Regions from separate parts of the Homo sapiens genome. Here all the other regions are linked to region 1. A link is a contact called in ENCODE Hi-C or POLR2A ChIA-PET data. All regions are on one chromosome and are shown on one strand. Each heading gives the region's core, a stretch centred on a gene start or an enhancer-like site at or near the end of the contact. The rest is flanking DNA. Distances are from core to core; before and after follow the strand shown. Region 1 has its middle 7.6 kb from the start of TRC-GCA11-1. Region 2 holds the start of KRABD3 (KRAB domain containing 3). Region 3 holds the start of ZNF398 (zinc finger protein 398). Region 4 has its middle 24 kb from the start of ZNF786.

Region 1 (3,669 bases), core at 995-3,494:
GTAGAAGGAATTTCTATGTTCTAAACAATAAAAACTTACAATTGAATGAGTCCCTTATTTCTCCAAGAGAAGGTATCAAGTCTTTTCCATAACTATGGAAGAAATCAATTTTAACCACCCAGTATGAGGACTTCTAACCATCTCCACCTGTGAAATTACTTGGAAGAGTTCATCCCTTCTCTGTAGAACTAAATCTGTAATATATTTTAGAATCTCTTTCAGATTCAGGACATGAAATCTTTATCAAATTTATAATGGTCAGCCAAATTTTTTGCACTTCATCTGTCAGTGTTTTCAAGCTTTCGTTTGTAGCCTCCGGAATCCCTTGTTTAAATAAAACAATTTTCAGAAGCTAAATATGTAAAATAACTCGTGCCTTAAGAGGCTGGAGAGGGAGCCAAGCCTACCTGCTCTGGCGCCCCCGTCTTCCCAAACTCCCCCTGCGCTGAGGGGTCTCCAAGGAGGAAGCTCACTTCAAAAACCTCTGCCCTGGGCAAGTCACCAGGGCTCCTTTTCTCTTGCTTCAACCTTTCCTAGCCTCAATCCAAACTCTGTATGTTTAATTTATCCAGTGACACACTCCATGCTTACTTAATTCTTTGATAGAACAGTTTCTTAGTTTTATTTTTTTTCCTTGTGGGATATGCATGCTTTCCTATTCTCTATGCGTTACTTGGCAGATGTTCATATCAGAAAATGGTAAGTCTCTATAACCTTGCCAGTGAAATCCAGAGAGCTAACATCCACTGAGAATCCCTGGAAGGCCGGGGAAGATAGCAGGACAGATGTCTTAAGCCCTGTGAGAAAGCTACAAAGACGTCTCCCCCGCCCCAACCCCCATGTTATTTTTACAGCAAACGCTTCCACGGTGAAGGCAACGGGAGATTCAGGTGCAAGGTGCAGCCTAGCAAGACCCCTGGCCACACACGCATCACTGCGGGAGGTTGGAGGGTCCCCTCTACCGGGCTTTCCAGGGCTTGGCGCGTGCTCGGAGCGTGCACTCAGCGGCCATTGTGTGTTTGATTTTTCCCAAGGGCAGGGCCGGCTTTTGTTCATTTCGCGCTTGCTCCAGAGTCTGGCGCAAGGTCCTCAGAGGTCCTCAGTGCACGCGAAATGAACGGATGAACAAGCCACAGGTGACAATGTGCGGGAAGAAACACGGGTACAATCCCAAATCTCTGCCCAGCTGGGATGGAGATGATTTTCTTCATTAAACCTGATCCAACACCTTTAAACGCTATCACTTAAAAATGGATTTTATCATTCCTTCTGATATTTCAGCCCCAATATTAGGTAGAGTACCCGGATCACTGCCAAATCCTCTTACCACCGTTGCAGGTGGCTGGTGTGCGGCAGAAATCCTGCTCCACGGCCCTGCCCTTTGCAGCAAGGTCACCCAGCTGCCTGATAAGGAGTCCAGGGACGGGCAGCAAGCGGGACTGCGGGGAAAGCGCCGGGCACGCCGCGTGGCACCCGAGGCCCGCCCGCCCTTCCTGGCTGGGTATGAACACCAGCCGCGCCCGCGGGCGGCGACCCCGGGCTTCCTCTCGTTCAGGTCGCCTGGCGCGGCCGTGCCTTCCTGCTTCCCTACGGCAGCGGCACACCGGGACCTTGGGGAACCGGGAAGGGGCCCTTCCCCAAGCCAGGCCTCTGGCCCATCCAGGTCCCCTCGAGTCCCCCCAGCTCACCCAGAGCTCAGCGGGTCCCGTCCTCGGTCTCCCCGCCGGCCTCGCGGCTCCATTGCTGCCGCCCGAGAGGCCCTACGCGAGCTCCTAAAACCCTGCGCCCTCCATTTGGCGCCTGTGGGATGGGGCACAACCGTGTCGGTCTCACTGGTGCTGTGAGTGCAGCTGAGAGCCAATGGAGCAAGGACTTAACACAAACGATTATATTTTTATTTTAAAGATGTATTTATGCGTCTCTATCCATATTTTAAATATGCACATTTTCTCGATTACATTAATTTTGATGACTTGACTTTTAGACGTTCCTCTGCCTGGGCGTTTTTTCTCCCGTCTGATGAGAACGGGAGCGCGCTGCTGGGTGCCCGGCAGGGCGCGCCGGCGGCCCACGGGCTGCCTCCCGGGCCAGCGCCACGTCGGGCCGCGCGGGGCCGCGCGCTGCCCCCTGCCGGCCAGAGGCGAGGAGGCCCCGGAGGCCGCGGCGCCCTCACCTGGCCGCTGGCGGCCGCTCTAGGAATGCGCGCGGCCTTCTCGGTGGTGGCGGCCGCCTCGCGCCAGAGACCCGCTAGTCCCGACATCCGAGCCCCAGCCCCGCCTGCCAGCCGGCTGGCCCTTAGTCGCAGTGCGGGAGCCGCCCGGCCGCAGCCCCGAACCAGCCCTGGTTAGCAGGAGCCGCTGTCAGGTTGCTTTTCTTGCACACACTGGCCTGCCGGCCAAGGCCCCAGCAAATCCCCGTGCAAACACAGTTGGTGCAAACACAGTTAGTGCAAACAAAGGTGCGGCCGCAGGAATCTGAGAGCACAGGAAATATGAGACCTACCCCACCTCGAAGGCTCAACCCACGGCACAAAACAGCACAGAAGACCCGGAGGGCCTTGGGTCCCAGAAGGAGAGGGGACTCCGTGAATTGACCCCGAGCTTTAGGGTTGCTCAAGCTTCTTCCCGGGCAGCCTGCATTCTACCCACTTTTCTCGTTGTGCAGATGAGGAAACCAAGGCTGAGGCCCAGCTCCTGGCCGCTCGCTGTGTTTGTCCCATGCGGAGGTGGACCTGGAGGCGCTCTCTCATGATAGGCTGCACTTTTTTTTTTTTTTTTTTTTGAGACGGAGTCTCGCTCTGTCGCCCAAGCTGGAGTGCGGTGGCAGGATCTCGGCTCACTGCAAACTCTGCCTCCCGGGTTCACGCCGTTCTCCTGCCTCAGCCTCTCGAGTAGCTGGGACTACAGGCGCCCGCCACCACGCCTGGCTAATTTTTTATATTTTTAGTAGAGACGGGGTTTCACCGTGTTAGCCAGGCTGGTCTCGATCTCCTGACCTCGTCATCCGCCCGCCTCGGCCTCCCAAAGTGCTGGGATTACAGGCGTGAGCCACAGCGCCCGGCCTGCACTTTTTTTCCTTGATATATTTTCAAATGTCTGCCTAGTTTTTTCCGAAGACTAAATTCTTTAGCCCAGGCTGCGGTGGCCCCCTAATAAAACAAATGCCATGCAAAGACTAACCTCCTGGAGTGGAACTGCCTGGTCCAGGGTACGAGCGTTTTCTAAGGCGTTTGAGGCATAGGGCCAGACGATCCTCCCGCAGGTCGGCCGTCTCCCCTAGTTCTGTGTGGGGAGCAGGCAAGGAAGCCCCGCTCTGTGGGCCGGTGGGAAGGCTGGCAAGCACCCGGTGTATTTGAGTGACGTGTGCCTCCGTGTGAGTGATGTGCAGGCGGCAGGGCCTCTGTCCTATTGTGGGGCCTCACTCTTAACGGATTTGAATGCTGTGGGAGCACTGGGCGGCCAGGGAATCTTTTGAAAAGGCAAATTTGATCATAGTCCTCTCTTGCTTGGGAGGTTCCCCATTGCTCTTAGGGTAAGGTCCAAAATCTTTCAGGACCCACTAGGCCCTGCCTGCCTTCTCGGCCCTGTCCGGGGTTGCTGTAACAAAGTGCCACAAACTGGTTGGCTTTAAACAACAGAAATGGATTCTTGCAGTTCTGGAGGCCAGAGG
Region 2 (3,815 bases), core at 771-3,270, 290 kb before region 1:
CTCAGCCAAACCTAACCTATTTGGGCCTCAGTGAACTCATCTGTAATACTGGGATCATAACAACCTACCTCATAGAGGTATTGTGAAGACAAAACAAATACAGGAATAGTGCCTAGAACAAATGCGGGGACTATGAATATTAAGTGCTATGATTAGTAATACTGCAGCCAGACCTGTCTGCCTAATGCCCGCTTGCAGGTCTGAGCCTGCCAGCTGAGCTCTTCCACATACTGCTCCTGACCACCGGTGTCTCTCTCGCTCCAGACTAAATATATCCCAGCTCTTCCAGGAATCTGTAAGAGATGCTTTCCAGGCCTCTCACCATCTCAGCCTCAAGACAAACTGTTTTGTGATAAAATTCTTAGAAAATGAGAATGGGAACTGACTGTGGCCAGGGTAGGCGCTTCTGCCAGTGGCCTCCCTCTCCCCAGAAAAAGCAAAGAGTGAGGGTTTTGTGTGTGAGGGAGTGAGCAAGTGTGAGTGTGCAAACACCTGGGCTACAAAACTCATCTTCGGGAGGAGGAAGGCCACCACTGGCTGGCTCTGCCCACACACCACCGGCCTTCCTCCTCGGGCCCCACTTCACCTCCTTCCCCCAACCAATGGAGAAAAGCTTTCTGGGCTGACCCAGGACTCTTGTAACTGGGCAGCCTCCTAGCTCATAGCTGCACACTGGTCCTCCTAACATCACCCTTCCACCGTGTCACTAGCCCAGCACAAAAACTGCAGCTTCAGTGCCTGCTGGACCTGCCCCTCTCTCACAGTCCTTCCCAACCTAGACCTGCTCTCCCAGTGGGCCTCAGGCTCGGGCTCCCTGATCAGACCCTGCCACAGGACCTCTCAACCTGGAGGCTGTGCTCACATTGCCCTGGGCTTCTGGGAACCCTCCCTGCTCCTCTCCACCTTACAGTGACCTACCACTCCCCAAGGTCACTCCTGGCCACCTTCTCCATGAAGCTACGTAGTGTGAGGATATTCCCCTCATCAGATCTGAAAGGTCAATGGCCCAAACTCCTCACTTTACAGAACAGGAAACTGTGGTATGAGGAGGCCTTAGGATGGGGCCATGGGCATGTCTGAACCAGGGTGTCCCTAGGCTACTTAACTGTGCAGCCAGACCTGAAAAGGACACTTGACTGTCCCTGCCCAACAACATCCAATTTGCCTAGCCTCTCCCTTCTCCCCAAATGCTTGGGGGCACTAATGACGCCAAGGGCCTGGCACAGTGTTTGCTCTGCCTAGTCACACGCTGCCCCCCATCCATGGCTGCCTCGGACTGGCCAAAGCTCAGGAGCCACCACGGTTGCAGAACTGGCTCCAGGTGCCCATCCAGAAGAACGTGGAGCAGTTGCTGGTATCAGCACCAGATACCTGATACCTCACTGATATCAGCACCAGAGTTTCCCAGCATCGTCACAGCCCACACACAACCTAGCCCAAACGGTGCCCAGGCTGTCACGGCCTGGGGCTCTCCCTCCAGTTCTCAGATCTAAACGCCTTACCTGCAGGCTTCCCAAGACAAAACTTGGGGTTTGTTCTATCTTTGTTTCTCCCCATTTCCACGTCCCCAGCCCCCGGGATCCAGGATTCCACCAAGAACAGAAGTATGAGATTTACTCACTGCCTCCGAGGCCTTCATGCCCACTCTACCAGGATAACTTGTAACGAAACAAGCCACGCCAAGGGGGTTTCCCCAGGTGGAGACTGGGCCGTGGGTACCGGCGGCGGAGAGCTGGAGAGAGGTTGTCCGAGGACCTGAACTTCCCGGCACGAACCCCTGAGCATCAGGCCTGCCCAGCCTCACCCAGCCGATCCCGAAGTTGCGGGGGGGTCCCAGCTCTTTCTCGCCCTACCGCCTTCGGGGCCGCACTGCGCCGAGGGGTCCGCGCGTCCGCCTGCCTTACCTGGCGCGCCATCCCCGGGCTCAGCCTCCCCGCCACTCCTCGGTTTCCGGCGCGGGCCCTGGCGCGGGCGCACGCGACCCTCGTCGGCGGCGGCCCAGGTCCGCGCAGGAGAAGGCGGGGCCGGGGGCCTGGGCCGAGGGGGAGGGGCGGGGGTGGGCGCGCCCGGGCCCGCCCCCGGCCTCGTTGAGCCCGCCCCGAGCGCCTCGCATCCCTTGGTGGGTGGTGCCGTTTCCGCCCGGAGCCCCCGGCTTCGGCGGCCCGGCCGGCCGGCGCAGACGCGGACTACACTTCCCAGAAGGCGCCGCGGCGCCGGCTCGGAAGCGGGGGGCGGAGACAGGGCGGGGCGGACCTGGCTCGGGCCTCGTCCCCGCCCCCTCCCCTCGTCCCCGCCCCCAGCTGCGGGTAGAGGTTGCGCGCCGAGACCAGCCGGGGCGGCTGTGGGCGTGCAAGCCCGCGGGTACGCGCCGCTTATCACTCATTCATTCCCGCAGCCACCACTCAGCGCGTCCCATGTGCCAGGGGCTGATGGTGGGGATGAAGAGGGACCCATCTTTCCCAGAGGCCGCGGTCGGGGAAACCCGACCTGGAGTGAAAGGGGTCGAGGGTCCGGCCGGGCGTGGGTGGGACAGAGCAGCTGCCAGGCCCCCGTACATCCTCACGTCTTTCGCCCGCGCCCCCGCTCGCCGCAGCCATGACCTACCTTCGTGTCACATTTTGCGTGCCTGTTTGCTGGGGTGGTAACCCCAGTTGTTCCTGGCACATAGTAGGCCTCAAATAAACGTGTGATGCGGGAAGGAAGCGCGGCCCACTCTCCTCTGCCTCCCCCTGCGCTTCACGAGTTCGAAGGCCTGGTCTGGGCGGGCGCTGCGAGAGCGCTCCGGGGGTGCGGGCGAGGCGCAGCGAGCCTGGTTTTCCTGTCTGGAGAAGGACCCCGTCATTTTTATAGAAGGCTGCTGGAAGGGGGCCTGCGGGGCTAAGCCTGCTGTGCCAGACAGAAGCTTGGAGGGGAAGGGGAGGCTGTGGTCCCACGCAGAGGAGACTCTGCTCTGAGTTTGGAAGCCCCGTCCAGACCTTGCGGCCCAGACAGCGCTCTGCCTGGGCAATATCGGAGGGAAGGAAAGGGAATTCCTCGCCCAGTCGCCCGGGGCTGGCCCTTGCAGCCGCGCCGGCCATGATCACGGACTCGGGTACGATGCCGACAACCCCTCGTCCCGGCCTCCGAGGAAAGGCGCACGCCCACTCGGGCAAAGCCCCCTCGGTCATACCCGAGACACCTTAGACACAGGACCGGCGTGTGCGCAGCCTGCTGAACAAGGATTTGAAGATATCACAAGGCCCCACCTCGCGGAAAGGGAAAACTTAAAAGTCCAACTTTTCAAGAGCCCTACAGGCCACAGCCCTCAGGGTAAGTCGCCTCCTGGGCTTTAGGCCGGGTCCCACCTCCGTGCCGAGGTGAGGCGGGCTCCTTACAGTAATGTGTTCCTGCTCCCAGCTCCTCTCCACCGCCCACCCTCCGGCCCGGGATCCCTAAACGTTAAAACCCCCTAAATCAGGGGTCCCCAACCTTTTGGGCCAGAGCCCGGTTTTGTGGAAGGGAATTTTTGCATGGACTGGGAGGGGGGTTGTTTTGGGATGAAACTGTTCCAACTCAGATCACCAGGCATTAGATTCTCCTAAGGAGCCCGCAACCTGGATCCCGCATTCACAACAGGGTTCTGGCTCCTATGAGAATCCAGCACCTGCAGATCTGACAGGAGGCAGAGCTCAGGGGTAATGCGAGCAAGGGGGAGTGGCTGTAACTACAGATAAAGCTTTCCCTGGCTTGCCCGCAGCTCACCTCCTGCTGCACTGCCCAGCTCCTAACAGGCCAGGACTGGTACTGGTCCATAGCCCAGGGACTGGGGACCCCTG
Region 3 (3,602 bases), core at 673-3,172, 270 kb after region 1:
GTAGTCCCAGCTACTCGGGAGGCTGAGGCAGGAGAATCGCTTGAACCGGCAAGGCAGAAGTTGCAGTGAGCCCAGATGGCGCCACTGCACTCCAGCCTGAGGGACAGAGTGAGACTCCACCTCAAAAAATAAATAAATAAATAAATTGATGACATGTTGAAATAATATTTTGCATATATTGAGTTAGATATATAATTAAAATTAATTTCATCTATTTATTTTTTAACTTCTCAAAAATTTTTTTTATTTTAGAGACGCGGTGTGGACTGCCTCGAACTCCTGGACTCAAGTGATTCTTCCGCCTCAGCCCCCGGCCTAGCTGGGACTACAGGCGTGCACAACACAGCGCCTGGCTTTTTACTTTTTAAACGTGACGCCTAGAGAATTTAAGCAGGGGTGTCCAATCTTTTGGCTTCCCTGGGCCACACTGGAAGAACTGTCTTGGGTCACACATAAAATACTGATCATGATAGCTGATGAGCTAAAAAAAAAAAAAAAAAAAAAAAAAAAAGACAAAGAAAAAGGTCCGTGCATAAATCTCATGATGTTCTAGGAAAGTTTACGAATTTGTGTTGGGCCGCATTTAAAGCAGTCCTAGTCCGCATGCGGCCTGGGGGCCGCGGGTTGGACAAGCTTGATTTAGAGTTTTGTATGCGGCTTCCCTTATATTTCTATTAGCCAGGACTGGCACAACACAGGATCATCGCTACCATCCCACCTATACACAAAAAAAAAGGTTGGAAAAAAGAAAAACAGGTCCAAGAGTGGAGGTGGCACTTCCCTCTGCTCTACCCCCTACCCATCGCTGCTCTTCCTCCTTTTCCCAGTCACCCCTCATGTGCCAGGGTGGCTCCTGACCCAGTACAATTGCTCTCCTAGAGGTGACCAAAGACCTCTTGGGTGGCAAATGCGATCAGTGCTTTCCCCGCGGCCTGACCGTCCCCTTCTCATTCTACGGGGCTGCGTGCAGGCGCGGCCCGGTCGCCTCGGTCGCCCTGGCAACTGGCCGCTGCCGGCCCCCGCAGGCCTTGGCAAACACCCGCGAATGAACCGCCACGCACGCGAGGCCACTCCAGCCTCCGGGTCCGCACCATTCATTCGGCAGCTATTTCGGGAGGGCCTCCCGCGTGTCCCGAGTCCGGTGCCGGGAGCCCAGGCGTCACGCAGCGCGGCGGGAATGCGCCTCCGCACACTTAAATGCCGCCCGCGCCACCGCTCAGATTGCTGGTGACGAACGCTCCCGCGGCCGCGAGAATGGCTGACGGCTCCCCAGCCCAACCCCGCTGCGCGTCTGGCGGGCAGGCGTGGGGCTGACACGCAGCAGGCACCCCCTCGACTTCAACCCAACTGCAGGGCCCCGGGTCTCATAGCTGCCTGCGAGTGCCCCTCAGACCTGCGGCCCAGCCTGGTGTCCCCGGGTGGGCGGTTTCACACCCACCCGCTAAGTCCCCTCACGCGAGGCTGCAGCCGCCAAGCACGGGCGACAGGCGACGTGGCCGGCGGGACCCGAGAACGGCGCCTATGCCTGGCAGCTCCCTGCCCGCCCGCCTTCCTCCCTCGGGGTCTGGGTCTCGGGGGCTCACAACACTCGCGCGCGGCCGCCCTTACCGGGGCCGGGGCCGCCTCAGCCATGGCCCTGCGCTGTCTAGCCCGGGCCTCGGAAGTCGCCGCCGCTGCCGCCGCTGCCACCGCGCCCGGCTCCAAGCAGGCCCGGCCGCCGGGTCCTCTCCACAGGCGGCGCCGACCCGGCCCTGCCTTCCCCGCACGGACGGGACTCACGCGGCCGTCGGGGCTCGGGACGCGCAGGAACGCGGCGGAGGCGCGGTGCAGCAGGCGGCGGATCAAGCTGGGGTCGCGAGGCCGACTCCGCCGCACTCCACCCGCAGCGGCCCCTCAGCTGGCGCTTTGTGGGCAGCGAGTGCACCGGGAACCGCGCGGGCCTAGACGCGCCGCAGGCTCGCGCTGCCCAGCCACCGCGGCCAGCGCGCCCCCTGCCGGCCCCTGCGGCCAGCGCCCCCCGCGTCGCCTCCGCCCCTCCCCCCCAGCTCTTGGGCTTCGGTGTGGGGAGGGTTGTTATTTGGGGCCCACGTGTGTTCCGCTTTCTCACATTCCCACGAGAAGGTTCAGCTCACCGCAGTTTAGGACCCAGCCGCAAAGCCGGGCTCATTCTGGGGAGTGATTTTCTTCACGGAGGCTCGATACGCAGGCGCCGTCTGCAGGCAACAGCTTCTGCTGAAGGGCAGCCGTATTTAGAACAGCGGAAATGTGCAGGGTGAGAGTAAGGGGGACACGGCTGAAGGGAGCCTATGGGTGGAATGAGTGACGGAGAGGCACAATTTTGGAATGAAGAAGATATAGATCATTTGCGGAAATTACAAATGTGGTTGCCAAGGTGAGGCGGTTCAGGTCCCACGCGGCCTGTGTTGGGATCAATAATATTTTAAGGTCTCCTTCACATCTCGGATTATTGACTCTCCGGGGCCTGGTCTGGAAATAGGATTCTTAATTTTTGTTTATTTATTTATTTAGAGACGGAGTCTCACTCCGTCGCCCAGGCTGGAGTGCAGTGGCGGGATCTCGGCTCACTGCAACCGCCTTCCGGGTTCAACCGATTCTCCTGCCTTTGCCTCCCAAGTAGCTGGGATTACAGGCATGTACCACCATGCCCAGCTAATTTTTTTTTTTTTAAGTGGAGACGGGGTTTCACCATGTTGGCCAGGCTGGTCTGAAACTCCTGACCTCAAATGATCCACCCGCCTTGGCCTCCCAAAGTGCTAGGATTACAAGCGTGAGCCATTGCGCCCGGCCTTATTTATTGATTTATTTAGAGACAGTCTCCCTCTGTCGTCCAGGCTGGAGTGCAAGTGGCACAAACAAGGCTCACTGCAGCCTTAAACTGCTGGGCTCAAACGATCCTTCCCCTCAGCCTGCCCGAGCATCTTGGACTACAGGCGCAGCTACCAAGCCCGGCTAATGTTTTATTTATTTGTATTTATTTATTTACTTATTTATTTTTCTGTAGAGACAGGGTCTCGCTATGTTGCCCAAGCTGGAGGAAGTGGAATTCCTGAGAGCAGCAGAGATCGAGCTTGGGGTTACGGTTTGCTGCGTCTGAGCAAAAGGACCTGCGAGAACAGGCCGAGCGCAGTGGCTCACGCCTGTAATTCCAGCACTTTGGGAGGCCGAGGCGGGCAGATCACCTGAGTTCCAGACCAGCCTGGCCAACATGGTGAAACCCCGTCTCTACTAAAAAATACAAAAATTAGCCGGGCGTGGTGTCGTGCACCTGATATTCCAGCTGCTCCGGAGGCTGAGGCAAGAGAATCGCTGGAACCCAGGAGGCGGAGGTTGCAGTGAGCAGAGATGGCAGCACTGCACTCCACCCTGGGCGACAGAGCTAGACTCCATCTTAAAAAAAAAAAAAAAAAAAAAGGACCTGCGAGAACAAAGTGTTTTCTGGTGAGGTTGTGTTTTAAGTCAACAGAGTGTGTGTAACAGCAGTAGGTTCCTTGCCCAATGCACATAGCAAGTCTATATGCAGAGACACCAGGTTGCAGCAGAGAAAGAGGTCTAATCATAGGGCCACCTAAGGAGGAGACAGG
Region 4 (4,003 bases), core at 1,492-3,991, 360 kb after region 1:
CCTCGTGATCCGCCCGCCTCAGCCTCCCAAAGTGCTGGGATTACAGGCATGAGCCACGGTGCCGGCCTTTCTTTTCTTTTTTTTTTTTTTTTTGGAGTCTCTGTCAGCCAGCCTGGAGTACAGTGCCATGATCTTAGCTCGCTGTATCCTCCACCTCCCAAGCTCAAGTGATCCTTCTTTCTCAACCTCCTGAGTAGCTGGGACTAAAGGCGCACGCCATCACGTGCCACCATGCCTATTTTTGTATTTTTAGTAGAGACTAAAAATACAAAAAATATAAAATGTGGGCCAGGCTGGTCTTGAACTCCTGACCTCAGGTGATCTACCCACCTCAGCCTCCCAAAGTGCTGGGATTATAGGTGTGAGCCACCGTGCCCGGCCTATACTTCGCCATTTGTCTCTTAACACGGGTGCCCAAGAAGCTGCTGCTTGGGGGGCTGTATTCAATTAACACTTTTAATGTTAACAGGTGTGGACCATCAAGAGATTGTCTCTCCCTGGCTGCCGAATTCTCATTCTTAGAGAGGCAATTTGTTAATTGCTGAACCATCACCTGACATTTCTAGTGGGTCGGGAGAGAGCCCTCTGCTGCCCTGTTGATGCCTAACTACCTGTAACAATCTGATTATTGTAAGTTTTCCTGTATCCAGTATCACCTCCAATATTTATCAAGGAGTTGTGTGAAATACCACCTCACAACCAGATGAAGAATTTTATCACCACCTCCTCCAATTCCTCATGAGGGAGAAGTAGGAATTGCTCTGAGCCTAAGGTAGAAACCGTTCCTGAAATGTTGAAAACCGTCATTGTGAGTAGGTGAGTGGAGTGGTGGAGTAGTGAATCACCTGTACAATGGCACTGTCAAAAGACAAAATTACAACACATTTAGTTTAAAAATCTTAATTGGCTTATTTGGTATTCTAGAATTGAGCAACACTTCATCCCATGAAACAGAATAAGTGGCCCGGCGTGGTGGCTCACGCCTGTAATCCCAGCACTCTGAGAGGCCGAGGCGGGCAGATCACCTGAGGTCAGAAGTTCAAGACCAGCCTGGCCATGGTGAAACCCTGTCTGTACTAAAAATACAAAAAATTAGGTGGGTGTGGCAATGCGAACCTGTAATTCCAGCTACTCGGGAGGCTGAGGCGGGAGAATCGCTTGAACCCGGGAGGCGGAGGTTGCAGTGAGCCGAGATCGTGCCATTGCACTCCAGCCTGGGCAACGAGCGAAACTCGGTCTCAAAAACAAAAACAGAAAAACAGAATAAGTGTTTGGATGAGCCAGCCAAGGCGGGTTTTTTTTTTTTTTTTTAAGAAGGAGTCTCCCTCTGTCGCCCAGGCTGGAGAGCAGTGGCGCTATCTTGGCTCACTGCAACCTCCACCTCCTGGGTTCAAGCAATTCTGCCTCAGCCTCCCAAGTAGCTGGGATTACAGGTATGCGCCACCATGCCTGGCTAATTTTTTGTATTTTTAGTAGAGACGGGGGTTTCACCAGGATGGCCAGGCTGGTCTCGAACTCCTGATCTCGTGATCTGCCCACCTTGGCCTCCCAAAGTGCTGGGATTATAGGTGTGAGCCACTGCACCCGGCCCGCGGTTGGTTTTATGGACAGAAAAAGCTTGGGAAAAGCAGAAACAGAAAACTAAAAGTGGGTTGGTTGTTTCAAAGTTACTTTTTTCTTCTAAAGGTTAAAGCAGAGGGGGTGTCTTCTGGCCGGGCACGGTGGCTCACACTTGTAATCCCAGCACTTTGGGAGGCCGAGGCAGGTGGATTACCTGAGGTCAGGAGTTCAAGACCAGCCTGGCCAACATGGTGAAACCCCCGTCTCTACTAAAAATACAAGAATTAGCCGGGCGTGGTGACACACCCCTGTAATCCCAGTTACTTGGGAGGCTGAGGCAGGAGAAGTGCTTGAGCCCGGGAAGCAGAGGTTGCAGTGAGCCAAGATTGTGCCACTTCACTCCAGCCTGGCCGACAGAGTGAGACTCTGTCTCAAAAAAAAAAAAAAAAAAAAAAAGCAGAGGGGTCTTCCTTATGCTGGCCTGTTTGGTGATGTGGCACTTTTGCATGAGTAACTCCATCTTGGTGTGGTCTCTTGGAGCCTAGTGCTGGAGCTGAGTCCGAACCAATGGACTCCTATTATTTTATTTAATAACAGTTTCTTTTTTCTTTTTTTTTTTTTTTGAGACGGAATCTTGCTCTGTTGCTCAGGCTGGAGTGCAGTGGTGCGATCTCGGCTCACTGCAATCTTCACCTCCTGGGTTCAAGTGATTCTCCCGCCTCAGCCACCCGAGTAGCTGGGACTACAGGCGCGTGCCACCACGCCCGGCTAATTTTTGTATTTTTAGTAGAGACGGGGTTTCACCATGTTGGCCAGGCTGGTCTCAAACTCCTGACCTCAGGTGATCCGCCCGCCTCAGCCTCCTAAAGTGCTGGGATTATAGGCATGAGCCACCGCGCCCGGCCGATAACACAGTTTCATTGTGAAGACAGGCGGCTTGTAGTAGCAAAAATTGAAACCGAAAATGGCGACGTTACACATTCTCCAAATCCCTACTAATTTACATACCTATCAATTTCAGAGGCAATCTCGTGTAACCCTAAAGGAGGTTATCTCTGGAGAGCTTGGAGCAGCTCCAATTCAAGTTCAGAGATCCAGGGAGCCCAGAATGCACAGCGCCGCGGGGGTGCCTCCCGCCAGAAGGCGGCGCTGTGGGATCCCAGCCCGAGCCGTGTCCAGGCACAGGAAAGGCAGAGCGTTCTCAGCATGCCCTGCCTGTGCCCTGGGCAACGGCCGCCGCCGAGCGAGATCCCGGGGTCGCGCAGGGTGGGGCTGGGGCTGAAGGGCGCAGGCCCCGCGTACGGGGGCCGCCCCTGCTTTTCCTCCGCGAGACCAGAGCTTAGACTACGGCAGGACTAGTCCCTGGGGTTCCCCTTCGGGTGTCAGACCCTCTCTGGGCGGTCGCGGGAGGGCTCGGGCTCGCAGGATCTGCAGGTGTTGGGGCTGGGGCAGTGGGGAGTGGTCCGTGGGCCCAAGAGGACGAAGCGGAGTCGGGCGGTTCCGGCTGGGAGGAGGCGCCTCCCCGGGGCTGCCCTGACCTAGTAAAATCTGTGGGGAAGCCCTGGCCGGGGAGCCTTCCCCCAGCTCGCTCCCTGGGGCCTGGACAAAAGGCCGGGAAGGAAACGCAGCCCTGGGCTCTGCGGTCTTTGGAACAGAGACTGCGACTTTTCATCTTCGTTTCCCACCTAGTGTGGGGCCCCCGTGGGTGCTGTACAAATGCTGTGGAATCAAAGAATCAGTGGAGGAGTCCCGCACGCACCCATTGATTTTACTCAGTCCAGAGTTTCCGGAGAGTGCCTGCTTCCCTAAGCGCAGCTTGTGGGCGGAGACTCTGCTGGATGAGGTGCAGATTGGGAGAAAGAACAGGAAATTACGGGTGAGAAAAGAAAAGGATTCCCATAAAGGGCACATGTGAAAGTACAATGCTGAATTGCAATATTAGGCACTTCCATTTTCTTTTTATTTATTTATTTAAGACGGAGTCTCGCTCTGTCACCCAGGCTGGAGTGCAGTGGTGCCATGTCAGCCGACTGCAACCTCCGCCTCCCGGGTTCAAGCGATTCTCGTGCCTCAGCTTCCCAAGCAGCTGGGATTACAGGCGTGCGCCACCACGCCCGGCTAGTGTGTGTGTGTGTGTGTGTGTGTGTGTGTGTGTAGCTGGGATTACAGGCGTGCGCCACCCCCCCCCCCCCCCGGCGAGTGTGTGTGTGTGTGAGTGAGACGGAGTATCACTCAGTTGCCCAGGCTGGAGTGCAGTGGCGCGATCTCGGCTCACTGCAACCTCCGCCTCTCAGGTTCAAGTGATTCTCCTGCCTCAGCCTCCTGAGTTGCTGGGACTACAGGCACGCACCACCATGTCCGGCTAAGCTTTGTATTTTTAGTAGAGACTGAGTTTCACCATATTGGCCAGGCTGGTCTCGAACTCCTGACCACGTGCCCGCCT

What was found. A loop is a pair of places that touch in the nucleus more often than their neighbours do. ChIA-PET counts read pairs that join two places held with the same protein, here RNA polymerase II (POLR2A). Pooled maps may share reads with other maps.
Region 2: a loop to region 1 is called in a map of CD4-positive, alpha-beta memory T cell, with 28 times the contacts of the local background. The contact joins the promoter of KRABD3 here to the enhancer-like site in region 1. A Hi-C loop is called at or near these places in 2 of 168 maps with a recorded cell type or tissue (CD4-positive, alpha-beta memory T cell and endothelial cell of hepatic sinusoid), 7 of 37 single-sample maps with no recorded cell type and 14 of 50 pooled maps. POLR2A ChIA-PET finds 5 or more read pairs at or near these places in 1 of 52 experiments (naive thymus-derived CD4-positive, alpha-beta T cell).
Region 3: a map of B cell shows a loop between it and region 1 (17-fold over the local background). The contact joins the promoter of ZNF398 here to the enhancer-like site in region 1. A Hi-C loop is called at or near these places in 9 of 168 maps with a recorded cell type or tissue (B cell, CD4-positive, alpha-beta T cell, CD4-positive, alpha-beta memory T cell and 5 more), 24 of 37 single-sample maps with no recorded cell type and 22 of 50 pooled maps. POLR2A ChIA-PET finds 5 or more read pairs at or near these places in 6 of 52 experiments (BJ, CD4-positive, alpha-beta T cell, CD4-positive, alpha-beta memory T cell and 3 more).
Region 4: a pooled map shows a loop between it and region 1 (5-fold over the local background). The contact joins two enhancer-like sites. A Hi-C loop is called at or near these places in 6 of 50 pooled maps. POLR2A ChIA-PET finds 5 or more read pairs at or near these places in 2 of 52 experiments (AG04449 and activated CD4-positive, alpha-beta T cell).

The regions. Positions count from the first base shown.
Region 1 is chr7:149,420,971-149,424,639 of GRCh38, reverse strand. No RefSeq gene overlaps it. Among named protein-coding and RNA genes, the nearest start is that of TRC-GCA11-1, 7.6 kb to the right of the region's middle. RefSeq lists a silencer at 1,972-2,221 and an enhancer at 2,353-2,852. Within about 2 kb of position 2,244, at least 17 of the 41 ENCODE cell types and tissues checked have a DNase peak (open chromatin) inside an H3K27ac peak, as active enhancers do; they include B cell and natural killer cell, where a contact is called at or near this core.
Region 2 is chr7:149,713,156-149,716,970 of GRCh38, reverse strand. KRABD3 (KRAB domain containing 3) reads right to left here and starts at 2,020. Exons shown (of 17, transcript NM_001290187.2): 1 at 1,905-2,020. The coding sequence starts at 1,916. RefSeq lists enhancers at 1,098-1,730, 2,368-2,867 and silencers at 1,933-2,372, 3,199-3,493.
Region 3 is chr7:149,145,773-149,149,374 of GRCh38, reverse strand. It overlaps ZNF398 (zinc finger protein 398), which reads right to left and starts at 1,922. Exons shown (of 6, transcript NM_170686.3): 1 at 1,609-1,922. The coding sequence starts at 1,632. It overlaps LOC107986856 (a long non-coding RNA gene), which reads left to right and starts at 2,014. Exons shown (of 2, transcript XR_007060581.1): 1 at 2,014-2,392; 2 at 3,023-3,602. RefSeq lists silencers at 1,008-1,057, 1,198-1,347, 1,642-1,813, 1,478-2,117 and enhancers at 1,423-1,996, 2,428-2,477, 2,571-3,144, 3,145-3,602.
Region 4 is chr7:149,064,674-149,068,676 of GRCh38, reverse strand. No RefSeq gene overlaps it. Among named protein-coding and RNA genes, the nearest start is that of ZNF786, 24 kb to the left of the region's middle. RefSeq lists a silencer at 2,771-3,000 and an enhancer at 2,490-3,372. Within about 2 kb of position 2,741, at least 38 of the 41 ENCODE cell types and tissues checked have a DNase peak (open chromatin) inside an H3K27ac peak, as active enhancers do.